2 separate regions of the Mus musculus genome follow, and region 2 is linked to region 1. Evidence: chromatin loops called from intact Hi-C (ENCODE). Cell type or tissue: left cerebral cortex. All regions are shown on one strand. Each heading gives the region's core, and the rest is flanking DNA. Links, peaks and the distances in the headings are about the cores only.

Evidence for each region. Hi-C counts contacts between places; a loop is a spot of excess contacts. Peaks named below come from ENCODE experiments on the same cell type or tissue, not always from the same donor. Only the 100,000 strongest peaks of a DNase experiment are listed, where the experiment ranks them.
Region 2: it touches region 1 in a loop (2.0-fold over the local background); 2 of 42 quality-filtered maps call a loop at or near these places.

The regions. Positions count from the first base shown.
Region 1 is chr1:18,587,114-18,591,515 of GRCm38, reverse strand. No RefSeq gene overlaps it. Among named protein-coding and RNA genes, the nearest start is that of Defb41, 320 kb to the right of the region's middle. In left cerebral cortex, for the core only: no CTCF peak of the experiment used is centred there; a DNase peak (open chromatin) is centred at 1,885.
Region 2 is chr1:18,974,751-18,979,152 of GRCm38, reverse strand. No RefSeq gene overlaps it. Among named protein-coding and RNA genes, the nearest start is that of Tfap2d, 130 kb to the left of the region's middle. In left cerebral cortex, for the core only: a CTCF peak has its summit at 2,232; DNase peaks (open chromatin) are centred at 2,021 and 2,231; H3K4me3 peaks cover 378 bases.

The DNA.
Region 1 (4,402 bases), core at 146-4,145:
TATATATATATATATATATATATATATATATATGTGTGTGTGTGTGTGTGTGTGTGTGTATGTATGTATGAAGCAAAGCTCTTAGATTTTAAGAGGCAAAAAAGCTATCTGATCCCCTAAAGAAAACCTAGATCCCTTAAAACACAAACTTATCCTATTCTAAATTGAAATGGTGCCTGTTGGTTCTTACCTTTCCCACATACACTGATAGCTCATGCTTGCCTAGAAGATAACATATTTGGTTGTTGTTTTGGTTTTTGAAGTCTACGTGATACCCTACCACTTCTTTGCTCATGTTCTGCTTTGATTTTAACATTTTTGTTATTTCTTCTTTTAATGTCTCAGAAGTTCTCTGTCACTATTAGACTTCATTGCAATAGATGTGGATTTTTTTTTCCTGATGACAGAGACAGCTCAGCATTGTCACCAAGGATAATTTCCCACCAAGCTAATTTGGTCCCTCCTAATGAATTCTATTTCATTTCTCAAAAACCTTGAGGCTTTTGCTTCTTTAAGTGGAAGTTTGTTCTTTTAGAGACTTCTCCATATATTTGCCAAGTAATAATTTGTCTGCCAAAATACTTTCAGGGGTTAAGAATGAAGGAGATGATATCCAAACATTTAACTGTAATGGTTAATAGTGCCAAAATAAATGGATTTAGAGTCACCTAGGAGACACACCATGTCTGTGAAGGCATTTCCAAAGAAGCTTATCTAAGGAAGGACAGTCTATCCTGTGTTTGGGCATTACTGTCTTATGAGCTGGAGTCTCTGAAGACAAAGGAAATGGGAAGGTAGTCAGCTGAGTACCAAAATTTATCTCTTCTTGTCCCTGAGTGTGCAGACAATGTATTGGTCTCATGCTCCTTTAACCATGGCTTACTCAAATTGTAAGGCCAAATTAACTTTTTCTTTCTTAACATTTTGGCAGGCATTACTTCAAATAACAAAGGAAGAAATTTAAATAATAGTTATGATGGAGAGTCACAAGAATATGAGACTTTCTCTGGTATGCCAGTCATTGAGGTTTCTTGTGGGGTAATAGGCTATGCACAGACAGCCTGGTCTCCAGTCAAGCTGAGGTCTTGAACCCTGTGAGACCCGATGGGTGGTAATTTCTACCTACATGGGGTAGAAGGCATTCCCTCATGTCTCCTGGACTCCTGACTCCTGTCGAAGTTACTGACCCCACAGCCCCACAAGAGAGGCATGTGGCTATTAGTCACGTAGACAATGCCCCAAGCTTCTGGCCTTCTGACTAGACTCTTCCACAGTTAGCTAGCAACAGCAAGATAGCAGCCTACTATAAGGGGGGCTGTTTGGCCCCTCCTCACTCTCTTAAGCTTTTACTTTCCTTATCCTCTCTCTAAGCTTTTACCTTTCTTTCTCTAAGCCTTCACCTTTCTTACTCTCTAACACTATTTCTCTCCCTTTCCCCTTCTCTCCTCTTGGCTATGACTGCTCTCTCTCTCTCTCTCTCTCTCTCTCTCTCTCTCTCTCTCTCTCCTCTCTTTTCCCCTGCCTTGCTACAATAAAGCTCTAAAACCATAGTCTGTCTCTGTTCATCAAGGCCTGGACTAAAGACACTCACCTATGTGGGAACCACCTAGTGCCCCCTCTCCCTCTGACCCCTCTACCTTTCTCCTCCTGGGTTGAGTGTCGACCAGGGCCCCTATTCTGTTCTCAGCTTCTCTGCGTTATCCAGCATGTGATGCCAGAGACTGAGAACCTGGTACCTGTTGCTGCCCCTTGTCCACCACCCCGCACTGTGTGGGGTCAGTGGCTTCACACAGCCAGATGCCCAATTGAGGTGCGTGGAAAGCATGGCAGTCCTCCCATTTCCACCGGCCCAGAGCACCAGAACTCTGGCAGGACACGGGCTCTCTCCCTCCCCCCTCTTCCTTTACACCCACAGCCCTGCAGTTTCTAAGGTAACAATGCAGAGAAGAACATGTTAGACATCCCCATGTTTAATCTGGGATGACAAAGCAGCTGGTTCAAGTAGAGCATTCCTGAGATTTCAGTGGAAATAAACCTAAAACCCTGAGCAAAGATGAAGTGATCTGCATTTCATTCATTTTACTTAAGTTCATACTAAATTTTAGCAACTACCTTCATGGGGGTATAACAAAAAGGTTAACCACTGAAGAAACCAACATTGTTCAAGATATCCTATGATAAAAGATAGCTGATCCTATGCCAGGATTCTTTTGTCATGTGTTGCTTTGTTTCAGAGGGTATAGCACACCAGTTTTCCAATGTATAAAAACCTAAGAGAAGGACTGGGAGAAGTGTGATTTTCTGTCTCTCATTTTGGATACAATTTTGAAATTAATATCACTTAACTTTCACAATTATGTCTTTAATATAGATATGATTATCATTTCTACTGAATAGTCGAGCACATAATTTAATAACAAGAGACAGGAATGAATAAGATGCGAGCACCAGCAAAATAGCACAGTCAAGCTCTGGCCTCTCAAGCTCTCGAGGAAGACATAAGGTGCTGGCAGCCTTTGGGTATGACAGAGACAGACAGGAGGATTCTCAGAGTGTAGAGAAAAAGCTTTTCAAAAAGATGTCTTCTTCAAGTAGGTTACCCCCTAGGAGTAGAAGAATAACATAGACTGGGTTTCTGTCCCTCCATTTCAGAAAAATAGCCAAAACCTTGTGCAGGAAACTAATGCTTGTTTAGGCTACTAAAAATTAGTTAGCTATACCCTCAAACCCTTGTATAACGTGATGGTATCTGGGAATTTTCATTTCAGATAGAAGTCACTTTACCAGAATGATTTTTTTTTAATGTTGTGGGTCTTATTTTTTCCTCTTAGATGTTTTCTGATAGAAAAGCTAAGTGCTACCTACACTTTTGCTGGACAGAATTTGTGTAATGTTAGGACTTGAAGTAAAACGTGAGAATATCTGGTCCCACCACCATCTCCATAATCTAACAGCACTGTTTCCTATGCCTCTTCCTCACCCACGTAAAGCTGCCTTTTTATGTGCTATACTCTCTCAAATGATAATAAAAACATGACAGGTTTTTGCTTTTTACTGACTTCCTATTACCTAACCTTAGCAAAAACTCTGTTTTCATAAACCTAGGGATGATATAGAATGATTTTAAAGTTCCGTGTATATGTCTGTCAATTTATATATTTACATAGGAGACAAAGAGTGAAATAACCTCTTGAATATAGGATACTTAGAGCTTTAGGGCACAATCTGTTGCAGAATAGTTAAAACTGTTGCAAAACCATCTTTTTTCATAATATATGATTGGATAGCTATTCTCTGACTCATTCTCCATTTGTGAGGTTGGTGATTTATTGATTATACTAATAATCTTCCTTGAAAGTCACAGAGTAACTAAGTCAATCACTTTTGAAGAAAAATCAATATCATTTTTCTATTTAATGTTTTTTCAATGAAATGATTATGGCTGATGAAGAACACATCTGATTTTGTGAATAGGAATCCATAGGAGTGAATGCATATGCTAATTTTTTAAATTTAAATTTTATTTTAATTAGGTATTTTCTTCATTTACATTTCCAATACTATCCCAAAAGTCCCCCATACCCTCCTCACCACTCCCATACCCTCCCCTCACTCCCACTTCTTGGCACTGGCGTTCCCCTGTACTGAGGCATATAAAGTTTGCAAGACCAATGGGCCTCTCTTTCCACTGATGGCCTACTAGGCCATCTTCTGATACGTATGCAGCTAGAGACACGAGCTCCAGAGGGTCCTTGTTAGTTCATATTGTTGCTCCACCTATAGGGTTGCAGACCTCTAAAGAGGAAATGTTTATGTGAAATTCTCTTTTTTTAAATAAGTGGCATTTTTATCTACTTTCATTTCTGAAGATGATGATACTCAAGAGATGACAGCATCATCATTACTACAAAGTTTTATCAAATAACTACTAAGTACAGCCCCTTCTTAGAATTGGGAACAAAATCCCCATGGAAGAAGTTACAGAGACACAGTTTGGAGCTGAGACAAAAGGATGGACCACCTAGAGACTACCAACATATCCAGGGATCTATCCCATAGTCAGCTGTCAAACTCAGACACCATTGCATACACTAGCAAGATTTTGCTGAAAGGACCCTGATATAGCTGACTCTTGTGAGACTACACCGGGGCCTAGCAAACACAGAAGTGGATGCTCACAGTCAACTATTGGATGGATCACAGGGCCCCCAATGGAGGATCTAGAGAAAGTATCCAAGGAGCTAAAGGGATCTCCAACCCTATAGGTGGAACAACAATATAAACTAACCAGTACTCCCTGGAGCTTGTGTCTCTAGCTGCATATGTATTAGAAGATGGTCTAGCCGGCCATCAGTGGAAAGAGAGGTCCATTGGTCATGCAAACTTTATATGCCCCCGTACA
Region 2 (4,402 bases), core at 74-4,073, 390 kb before region 1:
GCAGAGCAAAAGGAGCCTGCCTGGCATAGGGAACTAGCCGTTGCTTGCCCCAAGGATGTGAAAGAGGAGTGAGAAAAACGATGTAACGTTTTTATGGTCATTTATGTGAGACTGTTAATGCCATGTGGTCTCCGTGGGAAAGTGTCTTTTTCGAGGAGAGTGACTAAAACTTTATAAATTCTGATAGAGAGGGTATTTGTTGAATTTGTGTTCACTTCCTTAAAGAAGCTATAGCACTCTTGTAAATCATTTTGAGCTAGAAATTATTAGAACAGCCAAAGTGATGTTTCTCTTTCATTTGGGAGGGTTGCTTTTAAATTAGTGAGCTCCAAATCAGATCATGTCACAGTTCATTTTTTGCCAATGTATTTTTTATTTCTGAGAAAAGATATTGACATGAAATAAATGTCTGAGTATAAACTTCATTGAAAGAGTAAGAAAAATTGGAAATGAAATTTATTCAAATTAAACTATAGGAATTTGCAGACAGTGATCACTTTCCATTACTTTTGTAAGCTTCAGAAGTATTAAAATGATTCTATAGTATCTATATGGTGTATGTGTATTCATATACAAGTATTTGCATGATTATAACATTGTACAGACTTTCTGAGCATTTCAGATGGAGGGGTGAAAATAGATGAGAAACTACTTAAAATCTATTTTGGAGTAAAGTGATTCATATTTACTTTGCTATATTGATTTGAATCAAAGCTACTTCTAATTATTTTAAGAAATCAGCTCTTTGTTTATGTTTATGAGTGTGCTACAGATGCAAAGCGTATTCCAATAACAAATACACGATGCTGATATCACACACTTTAAATAAGACTACCATTAGGAAATCTCTAAATGACACTTAGAAAGCAACCTCGCTATGATGCTATGATCTTTATATCTGGCAAACAGAAAAGAAATGGTTTAAGCAGCACCTAAAAAATATAACCAAAACTTTGATACACAACTACTTTAAAATCAGAGTGAGACTTTGGTCTAGAAAACACTAATCAGTGTTTTCTGCTTAATATTAGTTTCATATGGTCGTATCATTTGTTATTAACATTGTACAGACATCCTGCACATCCTACCCCTTTTGTTGCTTGAGGCTTTGGATTCAAAATGTCACAGCAAATTTTACGTTCACTAATAGACTGAAAATTGCACATAACATTAGTAAGACTGAACAGGAGTTATTATGCCTAGATGGCAAAATCTGGCACACACAACAACACTGGAAATGACATCTTAGTTATTCTTTGTCTCCAAACAATAACAAAAGGGCGAAAACCGCAGGTGTGTGGTGTTTTTATTTTTTTTTCCTTTTTAAAGTAAAGTTCACTTTTCTGCAACTTCTCCATATGTATTGTCAAAATATCACATTATACAATTCACTGGAATTGAACTTACTGCTAAATACCCATTAGGCTCCCAAGAGATGCCTCCCATTAATTGTTTAGTGAGAGCTCCCTTAGGCTATCACCAGGGAAGCACATTAAATGCACAAGACGAGAAGTTGACAGAGATCCCCATAGAACAAGAAGCATCTACCAAACTCACGACGTCTCCAGGAAGCATCCGATAAAGCAGTGTTAAGAATGTTCATTTGGGGCCAGGTAGTTTTTCTTCTTTTTATATTTCTAGGGTTCAAGCACGCATATTTTATGGGAGGAAAAAAATAAACAATGCTATCAAACCATTAGAAAAGGAATGCTAACAAATCATGGGCAGAGTTAGTTTATATGGCTTGGTTTTGAGGACCCGATGTAGTTTTCACACAGGGGAAGGATTGTAGGAGTTAGAGATGAAGACAATTATGTACTTGATAATGGAATAGTAACAAAATAAAGAGTGAAAGAGGTAATTTTTTAAAAATAAATGGGAAGAATGTGACTGGTAGAAAGTCTTCGGCTAATGGCCAAATGGGCTTGTGGAGAGAAAAAGTCAAGCCGCGAAATGAGTGACAGTGGGTTCCGGCAAAATATGTTTTCGTGTCTGTCTGCCACATGCTATTGAAAACCTTTCCCTTTCTGAGTACAGCACAGACTGTTATCACTCCTCTGTTTAATTACAATCGCTGCTGAAGCCATTGTACATCTATTATGCACTATTATGTTTGTTTATTTCACATCATTGTGTTTAGAATGTTTCTTAAAAGGAAATGTAAGAAAGCAAACAAAATGTGCGCAAATGTCTTTAAAAGAATCCTTTTGCTTGTATTACTCTAAAATTTCCACTAGAGGGGGCACTAGTAAAACAAGAAAGGGGCCTTTTTTGAAAATTGTGTTCTTTTTCTCTAGGAGGTGAATACACCTCGCCTTCTCTCATTTCCAGCCATAACGGAACACCAGAGAAAGCAAAAATGAAGGGGCTTCTGGGTATTTAACATGCGTACATTAAGTTCTGTTTAATTTTTTTCCCCTAAATGTGCTGCAGCTAAATAGCCCAGAAAGCAAAAAGTTTTGGTTAAATATAGATAGAATGCCATGTGCATTTATATTATGACTGATGAAAGCTGAACACAGAGAGATAGATACCTTATCTCAAGGTTTGACTTTTCGTGAGTCCTGATTGTTCCGTAGGCACACGCATGATGAGGATTCCTTTTACAGGTAAAATTGAATTTATCCAAGTCCCAGGCATGGCCTTTCTTTTCAGCTTGCGATTTCAATCATGGGAGAAAATGACTAATAAAAAAAAATAGCATCTCTTGTTAATAAATCTCCATGAAGTGCCAAAATTTGCCAAGCATTGTAAACTTGAATGTGAGTATTGTTTTGATGCTACATTTTATTACTGTTAATTTTGTGTCAAGTCATATTCACTAATGCAGCTTTCAGGGGCCAGAGAGAGCTAGCACTAGCATGTATCATGACAGAGGTTCCACCTGACATGGGGTTCAATACCCTGAGAATTAAGGGCATATGCCAACAGGAGCCTTAATGCAGTTGCTAGGAGTTCAATGCAGTCACTCACTTTCTAATTTGTAACACGGATAGAAAGTTTAATTGTCAAAACTTGTAAAATGCCATGCCACATCAGATGAAATAAAAACACCTGTCCTAAGTCCTCACCATAATGATTGACAGGAGATGTATTCAATAAATGTTAACAAAAATATGTTTTTTAAATTATTCTCATCCATCGGAACTAGTCATTCCAACACTGAGTTCCAGTTTCATTTTATGCTGTCTTACCTCCTTAGGATTTCTTTCAGTCTTTTGTTACTTTGTCTTCTGCAGAACAATGGTATTCTTTACCCAGAAATGTTATGTTTTTATATTTTTTAGACTTGAGGAAGTCAGATATGTGCTTATAAAATTAAATTTTTATTTCTTTTATCACTTAATTATTAATTAAATAACAAATGATTTCTTTGTCACTTGAAAAGGGCTCTGAGAAAAACAGCCGATCTGTGCTGCTTATCAGAGTCATGAGAACACACAATCTGGAATATGTTTCCAGCAATGACTTAGCACAGATGCTCAAGCACATAGAAGCCAGGGCTCAGAAGAATTACAGGCATGTCCAGAGTCCCAGTCTGTGGAGGGAGCTGAGCATCAGTGGAAACGCATTTCTGTGTCTTTCTCTCCTCTGGCTTTAAAACCTTGCATTGTAAATTAATCATTTTACTTTTGAATTTTAAAATGAAAACAGAACCGATTTTGGAAGAAGAGAGATAGAAGGTGGCAGCATGGCTCGGGCTTAACAAGCAGTGGCACAGCACTTCAGAGTTTATAACCTGCATCTCCATAAAGTCTGATAATGACGGAGCTTTGGTGATGGGTACAGCGTCAATGTTCTCTTACATTTTCCCTTTATCCCTTTTAACAACTTCTTTCTCTCTGTGTTCCTAGTTCTGGTGAAGGGATGGGCTAGTGCCCTGTCCACAAGTCATTAAGCTGGTATGGACACACCACAGCTGTTTGGAAGTCATCTTTGAGAGTACTGTGCTCAGGAGTTTTGAATTACAGTCCTTTCTCCCCCCCCCCCCCCCACCTCCATTTTGCTGTTTTTTGACCTCAGGTTTGTAATGGACATGAAGAGTTGTGATGGCATTTGGTGCCTGGGGCAGTGTTACCAACATGCAGGCATCTCATGACACCATCATCCCTTTGATCCCAAGAAAGCTAGGCAGAGAGGAGGGGTGAGAACATTACTTGATCTCTAATTCCCTGTGGTCAGCCACTTTTCTCCATCTCTATTTCAGAAACTAGCTTCTGACTCCCTTGGGATGAGTGTGGCAGAACTAAAAGTTCTGTCCCATAAAAACTATGATGTTGTTGTGTTCAGAAACCTCAATTTATAGGTTCTGGTAATTAAAGTCAGCAAGTTCAGGACCACTCATTCTCTTGTTTATTTGTAAAAACGTCCTATGCAAAAATATTCTTTCATCGTCCAAATA